Regions from separate parts of the Homo sapiens genome. Here region 1 is linked to region 2. Evidence: read pairs that join two places in POLR2A ChIA-PET (ENCODE). Cell type or tissue: Panc1. All regions are shown on one strand. Each heading gives the region's core, and the rest is flanking DNA. Links, peaks and the distances in the headings are about the cores only. Region 1 overlaps TACC2 (transforming acidic coiled-coil containing protein 2). Region 2 overlaps TACC2 (transforming acidic coiled-coil containing protein 2).

Region 1 (5,376 bases), core at 210-5,209, 58 kb before region 2:
TCTTATTCACTCTGCTATGCAGAATAAAAACTTCCAAGGAAGGCAAGAGCCTCTTCCCCCAGCCCCATTCCAGCCTCTCTGTCCTGCTCCTCACCTCTGAAGTACACGCGGCGTCATTTGACATCCCTGAAGGAGGCATGTACACAGAACCACCCCTGCACTCATCTTTATCTAATGCCTGTTCCTGCACATAGGACATGGGAATGGTGCCTGAGGACCCAAAAGAGAGCTGGCTACTGTCTCAACCAGATTTGCATTTTCTGACCCAAAAGCAGAGCTGAGTAGGCCAAAAAAGAGAAAACTCAGAGGGTAAATTATATAAAACCCTCCGATTCACAAATGGTCACGGAAGACAGATGGGCCCATGGAGAGCCCTGGCCCGAGTGGGCTGACATCTGGAAAACTACTTGGGGTTTGGATAAAGTGTCTTGGCCTGGCTTTCTGGAAAGCACCAGGTCCAGAACGAAACCCGATGCCTCCTCCCCCACCCTTCGCTGCTCAGCATCTGGACCTGGCAATTTTCCTTGTAACAAGCACTTTACATTTCATTATGTCCCACCCATTAACTGAAGTCAAACAGTTTAGTATGTGATAAGAGTAATGGTGTGTAATTCAGAAATGAAGTGCTCCTATTTATGTCGGCTTTATCAAGCTGGAAAGAAACGAAGCCACTTTCTTGTCCACGCCTCTGACAGGAACTGCCAACTTAGGAAAGGATGTGGCTTCCCTTCAGGCTGGCTGAAGTCGTTACCATCTGGAACAAGATGATAAATTATATTTTGGCATCTTGTAAACTTGTGCGGTCTTATCAGAAAGCAACCAGGAACAAATTTTCCATGGAGTATGGGACACACAACAACTCCTCCCAAATAAGAACCCAGACATTGGTTTATTTAGCATAAGCTGGGTACCAGCAATCTCTTTGATTATCCATCAGAAGTAATTTTTAAAGCCAGATTAAAGCTGCTCACCAGGAGCAGATCTGCCTAAGGGCAGGAAAAATTCTAAGAACTGATCTGTTGAGGGCTGTGCATTAGTTGAAGCTTACATAATATCCTTTTATGCTTCGAGATTGAGTTGAAATGTGTGGGATAGAGCCTCTGCTCAGAATCCGCAGGCCAGCACCCCGAATGGAAGCCTTTCACCCTCTGGGGGCACTGCCTCTGTGTGGAGGTCAGGGAGGGCCCAGGGACTAGAGCCTCCATCACAGACCAGATGTACACAGCACAGTGAAGGGAGAAGCATGGGCAGGGGCTGGCAGGGGGTCATCTGCCACAACCAAGGTCTGAGCAGATGATGGGGATGCAGATGGGTTCTTAAATGCATAGTTCTGGAAACACACACACATGCAATGCTTAAAGGGAGGAAGGAGGCCAGCTACAGAAAACACAAACATGGCCCCTGCACGACCAGGTTTTCAGGAGTCGGCAAAACCATAAAGCAAAGCCGTAAAGATAGAGAGTTGCCATGTACTAAACACTGACTCAGGCCAGACCCTCTGGGCACTTTTTTTTTTTTTTTTTTTTTTTTTTTTTGGAGATGGAGTCTCGCTCTGTCGCCCAGGCTGGAGTGCAGTGGCACAATCTCAGCTTACTGCAACCTCCACCTCCTGAGTTCAAGCAATTCTCCTGCCTCAGTCTCCCGAGTGGCCTGGACTACAGGCGTGCACCACCATGCCCGGCTAATTTTTGTATTTTTAGTAGAGATGGGATTTCACCATATTGGCCAGGCTGGTCTCTAACTCCTGACTTCAGGTGATCTGCCCGCCTCGGCCTCCCAAAGTGTTGGGATTACAGGAGTGAGCCACTGAGCCTGGCCTGGGCACTTTTCAGTTACGATTGCGCTTAATCCACACAACAGCCTGGTAGAAGGGTGGCCCCATTGTACACACAAGGACATTTTCCCGAAGAAGTTCAAGACAGGACCCAGGGTCAAAGAGCCGGTAACGCAAAGCAAGATTGAGCCCTGTGGCGCTGCCTCCCGTTGCCTTGTACTGGCTGCCTGCACCAGCCTCTCACCGAACAAGTGCAGCATTCCCTTCTCCCATCCTCTCTGGCCCCCTTCATTCTGTTCTGCCAGCTGTGGCCAGACCAACAGCTTAGAAATCAAAGTCTGCTCCTGTCACCCCACTGTGGCTTCGCTTTGCTCTCAGTTGTGGCCCCAACCTCCCTCTCCTGCCTCATTCCGCATGAAGCTCCCCAGCCATGCATCTGCCTGGAGCCTGCAGCCCTCTGCTCCCCACCAGGTTGCAGCTCCACTCTTCGCTTCTCAGGGTAGCCTCCCTGGCCTGGGCTCCCAGATCAGTTTCTTTCACAGGCCCACCTAGCGCTAGTCATGGTTCCCATCACTATGGTTGGTGACTGTTTTCCCTATTGGAGTGTAATGGAGGCCAGGTCCTAGTCTCCTTTCAATATCATATCCCTGGTGCCTGGCATATAACAAACAATAAAATGTTGTTGATATATGAATGTACGAGTGAGTGCCAGGATGGATGGCTAGAAGGATGGACAGAAACAACTGAACCCAAATCAAGGATACTAAATATACAGAGATGCACCCAAATCGTGGTTGTTTCACTAGAAGATTATGAACATTCTTTTTTTTTTTTTTTTTTTTGAGACAGAGTCTCACTCTGTCACCCAGGCTGGAGTGCAGTGGCGCAATCTCTGCTCACTGCAACCTCCGCCTCCTGGGTTCAGGCAATTCTCGTGTCTCAGCCTCCCGAGTGGCTGGGATTACAGGCCTTTGCCACCATGCCCAGCTAATTTTCATATTTTTAGTAGAGATAGGGTTTTGTTATGTTGGCCAGGCTGGTCTCGAACTCCTGAGCTCAAGTGATCCGTCCGCCTTAGCCTCCTAAAGTGCTCGGATTATAGACATGAGCCACCGCACCCGGCCCAGATCATGAACATTCTTTTCTTCCATCAAGCATAGCATTCCAGTAATTCATTAGTCCAAACCTCTCATTTTACAAATGAGGAAACTGAGGCCCAGAAAAGGCAAAGTACTTTTTTTTTTTTTAATACTTCTGTGAAACAAAGTTAAGGCAGCACTTCTCAATCACACACCTCTACACTCACTGGTAGGTCTAATGTGTCAGGGCATGCACTGCAAGTAATTTGTGACTAATTATAAAGTACTAAAGCCTGTGAATGATTTGTTATTTTCATAAATTACTATAATTCAAAAGATTAGAAGATTTCCTAACATAACATCATCACTGCTACTCGTTGCATTCCGGTGTGCCTTCTGGAAAAGGAAAGCCGGGGTAGAATGAAAGCCAGTGGGTTAGTGCAATGGATTGAATGAATGTTTTCCCCTTCAAACTCCCGCTGAAACTTAATCCCCAAACTTAATCATGTTGAAAGGTGGGGGCCTTTAAGAGGTGAAGGTGATTGGGTTGTGAAGGCCCTGCCCTCAGGAATAGGTTAATCCATTCATGGATTACTGGGTTATCATGGTGGCTTTATGCAAAGAGGAAGGGAGACTTGAGCTAGTATGCTCATTTCTTTTACCAGTGATGTCCTGCGCCACCTCATAACTCTACAGAAGCCCCACCAGCAAGAATGCCCTCACCAGGAGCAGCCCCTTGCCCTTGGACTTCTCAGCCTCCATAACCGTAAGAAATCAATGCTAGGTGCAGTGGCTCACGCCTGTAATCCCACCACTTTGGGAGGCCGAGGTGGGCGGACCACCTGAGATCAGGAGTTCAAGACCAGCCTGGCCAACATGGTGAAACCCTGTCTCTACTAAAAATAAAAAAATACAAAAATTGTGGTGGCAGGCACCTGTAATCCCAGCTACTTGGGAGGCTGAAGCAGGAGGATTGCTTGAATCCAGGAGGCGGAGGCTGCCATGAGCTGACATCATGCCACTGCACTCCAGCCTTGGGCAACAGAGCAAGACCCTGTCTCAACAATAAAAAAAAGAAATCAATTATTTTTCTTTATAAATGCTCCAGTTTCATGTATTCTGCGATAAGCAACAGAACACAGACTAAGTAAGACTGACTAGCCTCTGAGAACTGCCAACTCAAATAAATGTTAACAGAGGCAGCAGCTGTGGTGGAGATGAGAGGATTCGAGGACTGAAAGGTGATCCCCAGCTCCCCACATTCCTGCCTGGGCCCTCAAATTAGAGACTTTCCCAACACTTCTGAGTTCTCAGTGAAGTATGATGCTTCTGCCATATTCTTTGCCCCCTTATGGTCACGTCCATTGGAGGAGATTTCTCCGAGTGGTGATATGGGGAGAGCCAGCCCCCGTGAGTCCAGTTTCCCCATGGGTGGGGTTAAGGTGTTCGAGGTCCTTGAGATGAACTACCACAATGCAGCCCCTTCTCCTCTCGCAGCTATTTGCCACGTGACGAGCTCCCTGGGCCAGCCTTCCCCATCCTTCATGGCACCTGCACTGATGCAGCTTGGGACTTGGTGGGGAAGGATGGTTCGGGGGTAGGTAGGAGGATTCCGGTTTTGGCATCCTGCAGCCTAACCTTGCCATGATACTGCTGACTTTCTTTCTTTCTTTCTTTTTTTTTTTTTTTGGCAGCAAGATTTATTGTGAAGAGCGAAAGAAAAAAGCTTCCACAGCGTGGAAAGGGACCCGAGCGGGTTGCCCTATACTGTTGACTTTCTTATCTTTCTCTGACTGTGGCATCTATTTCATAATTTAGAGTCTGGTGGAAAGGGTTGCGATTAATTAGCTCCCCAAACCCCACCAACATTTAGGATGTCCAAAGTGCTCTATTTCCTCACACATTCTGAGGGCTTGTCAAGATCTGAATTGGCCCATGGGATATGTTGTGCGAATGACTTCTTCAGGAGAAGGAAGGCTGAGACCGTGCCCAAAGAAAGGAAATGAAACTCCAGAAGGTTTTCAGTCCTACCTGACATGAAATCAGAATAAAACCAGTTAATTCGGGGACCACGTAGATCTTCACAGTGACACAGATAAGCTTCTGCAGTCACCTAGTCAATTCACTGTCTTTATTCCTGTCCTCGGCTTTGCATATTTTTCTCTCCATCAATCATAAGTCTGGTAGGCAAGGTGCTGTGTGGTTGTGAATGGTCAGAATTCTCTCCAGCACTCTAATCCCTGTATTTGACCCACTCCCAACTCTCTCTTTTTTCCCTTTTCCATCCCAAGCTGAAAAGACTGCTTAAGAAACAGTCCCCTCAAGAACTTCAGTGACTGAGCCAACTCTGATAGGTCATTCTGCATCAATTATTAATGGCTAACAAAAGTTACATAGGAAATGCCCTCCATAGTTTACAACTCTATGAAGGGCTTTTAAAAACCAAACTCAGTGCTTCTAATATATGACTGCTAGGTGTGTAAGAATGAAGCTTCCTAGGCTGGGCACAGTGGGTCATACCTA
Region 2 (5,376 bases), core at 186-5,185:
AGAAGCTGTCTTGTTTGCTCCTTCCTGGGTGAAGATGAGACGCTGTAAAAAGAACCTAGTCAAGGTCTGCCAAGAGCACCACGTAGCTCGAGAGAGAAGCTTCCTGACACCCACCTGGTTGTCCGAGGTGCTGTTCTCATTGCCCATGTTGATTCAGTGTTCCCAGCGTCCCCAGAATTTTGTCAGAGGTGACTGGAAGAAACAAAAGGGTATAAACGTCTGTGAAATGAAAAAAGATCTGAGGTTTTTTCTGTCTGCTCATCTCCCCAAACTCAAAAGCCAGATGATGGGAAATGTTTATCTCTACGGTCACATCATGGAAAATTACTTTTGAAGGGTTTTCTTTCGTGATCTGCCACCCAGGTTTCTTTCCCAATACGGGCTGGTGTTTTCATTCCCCACCCCGGGGTTGGCAGACACTTCTGAAAAACGGGTTTGTTACTGAGACTCTGAGCTAGTGCCAGCGTACACATATACGTATATATACAAACGGAGTGACAAAAGGGGTCCGTTTGCCAAAGGGCCTGAGGAATGCTGCTTGTCAGATTATTTTCTGTTTCTAATTGTGTTCAGTTTGGAAATTCAGAGTGTGGCTGGTTTCCCACTGTTGGTGACGGCAGAGCTCGGTGTCAGACATCAGGAGGTGTGAAATCCACTGCTCTCCAACAACATATGGTTTTTATTTTTTTACTCTAAACACTTGTTTCATCAAATCAGTTTCACTTCTGCACACACTTTTTATCAAGGCAGAATGGCTTTCTTGCTAAGGAAAATGGGAGATTGGGACCAGACGAGATCATGTAAGGCAGCATACTGCCAGGTCAACTAGAATCATTTCATGAGCTCACTTAGTGACATGGTTTATTAATGATCTTTCTTCCCCCCCGCCTTTTTTTTTTCGAGATGGAGTCTCACTCTGTCGCCCAGGCTAGAGTGCAGTGGCACGATCTCGACTCACTGCAACTTCCACCTCCTGGGTTCAAGCAATTCTCTGCCTCAGCCTCCTGAGTAGCTGGGATTACAGACGCCCGCCACCACACCTGGCTAATTTTTGTATTTTTAGTAGAGACGGGGTTTCACCATCTTGGCCAGGCTGGTCTTGAACTCCTGACCTCGTAATCCACCCACCTTGGCCTCCCAAAGTGCTGGGATTACAGGCATGAGCCACCGCGCCCGGCCTATTAATGATCATCTTAATTAGGGTGCTTCCCACACAGTTCACAGAGAAGCCCAGTACACTTATTGACCTCATCCAACTGAATTCCATAAGACGCTGTAACATATTCAGGCCTAGAGGTGTTACCTTCACTTTTTCTAGTTAGAAAAACTAAATTACAGAAAATCCTTAAGAATCATAGACTTTTAGAGCTGGAGCCGTAGAGATGACCAGTCTAACCCAGTGGGGGAACTCAGGCTGGAAAAGGTAAGGAGCTTGCCAAAGACTCAGTTTGGGGAGGCCAAAAGTTGGAAATAAACCTCAAACTCCAGCCTTCTAATTGAAGATTTCTTCATGGAAATATGGTTTTCATCATAGCGTTTCCTCGGAGAGCTTAAAATTCACCCATTGACTTGCTTATTCATTTAAGCAACACTGATTGCGTAGCCACCCTGCACTATGCGTACTGAACCATCACTGGAAAATAAAATGGAAGTGGTTCAAACAGGCCCAATTAAAATGCCTCCAAACTAAGAAAACTGAGTGACGTCACCACAGCATTCAATTCTTTCACTCCTAACCCTTCAATCAAAAGGATATGATACCTTAATCCTTTCTTGCCTTTTGCTGTAGACACACACACACACACACACACACACAATCACATGCTCAGAGAACGTAAAAATCTGCATGCATTTAAAATTAATCACTTCCATTTATTTTTTATGTTCATTTGGAAGATGATCCCTCATTAGAAAATATTGAGTGTTAGAAGAATCACTGCCTTATCAGTTATTAACTTCCTTGTATCTTCCAGGTTGAATCATAAGGTTGAATGTAATATTAATTTGTGACAATCATTAACCAAATTAAATACAATAATCTTATTAAAAATCAAGGCATCTGAACTAGCTTTTTAAACAAACAGACTAAAGAGACCGGCAAAACTCCTGGTGAGGTGTAAATTGTAAAACCGCCGAGGGAAGCCTGGCTGCGTCTGGAATCCTCTTCTAGGGAACTCTGCAACCACCACCCTCTCCGGCTTTCCCAAGACAGAACCGAAGGTGCACACATCTCTGCCTCCTACTTACATTCGGGGGTGGTCTGGACTTGGAAGCTGCGGGCGCATGGAAATTCTGCCCTTCAGCAACTGGACTTTCTCCTCCTCCGTTCAGAATTGCGCGAGTTCTAAGCAGAGGCCCTGACACACCTCAAGCAGCGCGTCTCCGCCCTCGCACTGGTGCAAGCCAGCTGCACTTCATACCTGGGCAGGAGCCGTGCAGGGCCGTCGCAATTAGACAAGCGTTCCTGCCCACAGGGAATCAGCGTTTCCCAGCCCGTCAGTTTCAGGGCCTTTCACACAGGGATTTTCCCCGTTATTACATCAGCAGGGCTCCTTTCAGAAAAGGCTTATCCAAACTAAAGCGGCCCCTGCCATCTGATTGGCCGCACCTAGCAGCTCAGAACTGTCCTTTGCAAGGAGCCTTGCGCCAGGAACCTCTCACTTCTCTCTTGCCCTTTATGCAGTCGGGCCGGGAACAAACCTTTCTTTCTAAAAATAAGCCAACTGCTCCCAGGGCTTCCTGTTTGCACCTGGGCAAATTCCGCCGTAAATAATGTGGAAACGCACATACAAAAAGAAAAAACAAAAACTTGCAAAAATGTGATGACGCGGCAGTCTGGCACCTGTTTATGGAGTGTGCAGAATGTACTTACCCAGGCGTGGCTTGAGTTTCGGCAAGTGAGGTCATAAAAAGTAGCAGGCTTGCCCAGATCGCTGATAGGCAGACTTGCCGGCCCACCCTGGATGGAGGAGGCCCTGTGGACCTCCGGTGGGGCAGAGTACCGACCCAAAGACCCTCCGGCCCCGCAGCCTCCGGCTGTCCGCAGTTCCTCCAGTTATTACCACTCAGCCATCCTTTGCATGCATGCAACCAGTTTCTATTTTTGTGTAGGGCAGAGCCTTTCAGGCAAATGGAAGCGCCTTACCCCTGCCACAAGGTAGGACCACTCCATGGAAACAAATGAGCATTTATTTCATCAAAGGCTTCCCGGAGACCAGGCATCTTACCAAGCTCAGAGGACCCTTAGGAGCTCCTTGGAGGTGGTGGAGGAAGCTAGATGAGGAGGGGGAGCTCAGTGCCCCGCTTCTGGTTGGAACAGAGCAGAAGTGTGTATGTTTCAACAGACGAATGGATAAACAAAATGCCGTCTCTCCATACAATGGAATATTCTTCAGACATGAAAAGGAATGAAGTACTGACATGCTACAACGAGGAGGAACTCCAAAAGCCTCACCCGAAGTGAAAGAAGCCAGGCACAAAAGGTCATAGATTTTACGATCCCATTGATAGGAAATAGCCAGAGTTAAGCAAATTCATAGAGCCAGAAACCAGACTGGTTGTTGTCAGGGGCTGGGGGAAGGGGAAATATCGGCTTAATGGGCACAGGATTTTTTTTTAGGGTGATGAAAATGTTTTGGAACTAAATAGAAGTGGTGGTTTCACAGCATTGTGATATACTAAATGCCACTGAATTGCTCACTTTCAAATGTTTAATTTTATATAAGGTGAATTTCACCCGAAGTTTTACAAGTGTAAATGTTTCATATATGGGGTTTCTGCATAAGACATTGTTTGAAAAAAGAATTTGCAGCCCTAAAAAAGAATGAGTTCATGTCTTTTGCAGGGACATGGATGAAGCTGGAAGCCATCATCCTCAGCAAACTAACACAGGAACAGAAAACCAAACACCGCATGTTCTCACTCATAAGTGGCAGTTGAACATTGAGAACACATGGACACAGAGAGGGGAACAACATACACCAGGGCCTGTTGGGGGATGGGGGTGAGAAGCGGGAAGTTGGAGGATGGGTCAATAGATGCAGCAAACCACCATGGCACACATATACCTATGTAACAAACCTGCACGTTCTGCACATGTATCCTGTTTTTTTTTTTAGAAGAAATAAATAAATAAAACGAATGAGGTCTACTTTTACATTAAAAAAAAAAAAAGAATTCCACTACCAGGTTAAAAAAAATGTTTGGAGGGATGAGAGACAAGACTGTTTGCCTCTTCCCCCTCAAAAAAACCACAGAAGAATTTTTCTTTTTCTTTTTCTTTTCTTTGTCTTTTTTTTTTTTTTTTTTTTGAGACAGTTTCACTCTGTCACTCAGGCTGGATGAAGTGCAGTGGCGCGATCTCGGCTCACTGAAACCTCTGCCTCTAGGGTTCAAGCGATTCTCCTGCCTCAGCCTCCCTAGTAGCTGGGACTACAGGCACCCACCACCACGCCAGACTAACTTTTGTATTTTAAGCAGAGACCGGGTTTTGCCATGTTGGCCAGGTTGGTCTCCAACTCCTAGGCTCAAGCGATCCGCCTGCCTCAGCCTCCCAAAGTGCTGGGATTACAGGCATAAGCCACTATGCCTGGCCACAGAAGAATTTTTCTAAGAAGGAGAATCTTATTAGGCAAAATGTCTTGAATGAGCCAATTGGGAATGGCGGCAAGTCTTCAACAGGCGGCAAAACACAGGGAAAGCCCTGGCAAAGGAAGGAGAAGAACTAGGGGCTACTCCTGAGGACTGGCAGGGAGGGAGGGAGAGAAGATGGCTCACCAAAACGGCGGCGGCACAGGGGACTTCGCAGGCGACGCATGTGCAATCTTCCATCTGTGTGCGCTGCTGTGATGTAAAATCCAAAAAGCACCCTCCAGAAACCACTTTCCAGAAACCACCCTCCAGAAACTGTCAACTCTGCGGCCCACACGAATGCCTGGGGTGATTGGGGCTTCTGTGAGAGCGCGAATGCTCTGAGCAGAGAGGAGAGGCTGCTCTGGTCAGCTCCGGCTGCTGTAACACCACCACAGATTCGGTGGCTTCAGCAAGTTATTGTCTCATCTTCCTGGAGGCTGGACGTTCGAGATCAAGGTTTTGGCCGGGTTGGTGTCTTCTGAGTCTTCTCTTTTTGGCTTGTGGATGGCAGTCTTCTCCCCATGTCTTCACATGGTCTTCCCTCTTTGCCCGTCTATGTCCTAATCTCTTCTTCTAAGGACAACAGTCATGTTGGATTAGGCACCCCCATAGGGCTTCATTTTACCTTAATTACCTCTTGAAAGGTCTTATCTCCAAAGGCAATCACATTCTAAGGTACTAGGGTTAGGATTTCCACATATGAATTTCGTGGGGACACAAATTAAGCATCTTATAGAAGAAGAA

What was found. ChIA-PET counts read pairs that join two places held together with the same protein. Peaks named below come from ENCODE experiments on the same cell type or tissue, not always from the same donor. Only the 100,000 strongest peaks of a DNase experiment are listed, where the experiment ranks them.
Region 1: POLR2A ChIA-PET joins it to region 2 with 10 read pairs; 4 of 35 experiments call an interaction of 5 or more read pairs at or near these places.

Annotation. Positions count from the first base shown.
Region 1 is chr10:122,074,355-122,079,730 of GRCh38, reverse strand. The region is part of intron 3 of TACC2 (transforming acidic coiled-coil containing protein 2); the gene reads right to left. Among named protein-coding and RNA genes, the nearest start is that of TACC2, 88 kb to the right of the region's middle. RefSeq lists an enhancer at 2,126-2,627. In Panc1, for the core only: no CTCF peak of the experiment used is centred there; no DNase peak of the experiment used is centred there; H3K27ac peaks cover 1,070 bases.
Region 2 is chr10:122,016,753-122,022,128 of GRCh38, reverse strand. It overlaps TACC2 (transforming acidic coiled-coil containing protein 2), which reads right to left. Exons shown (of 23, transcript NM_206862.4): 2 at 115-192. The coding sequence starts at 147. Among named protein-coding and RNA genes, the nearest start is that of TACC2, 30 kb to the right of the region's middle. RefSeq lists enhancers at 1,853-2,682, 2,256-3,455. In Panc1, for the core only: no CTCF peak of the experiment used is centred there; no DNase peak of the experiment used is centred there; H3K4me3 peaks cover 1,642 bases; H3K27ac peaks cover 1,532 bases.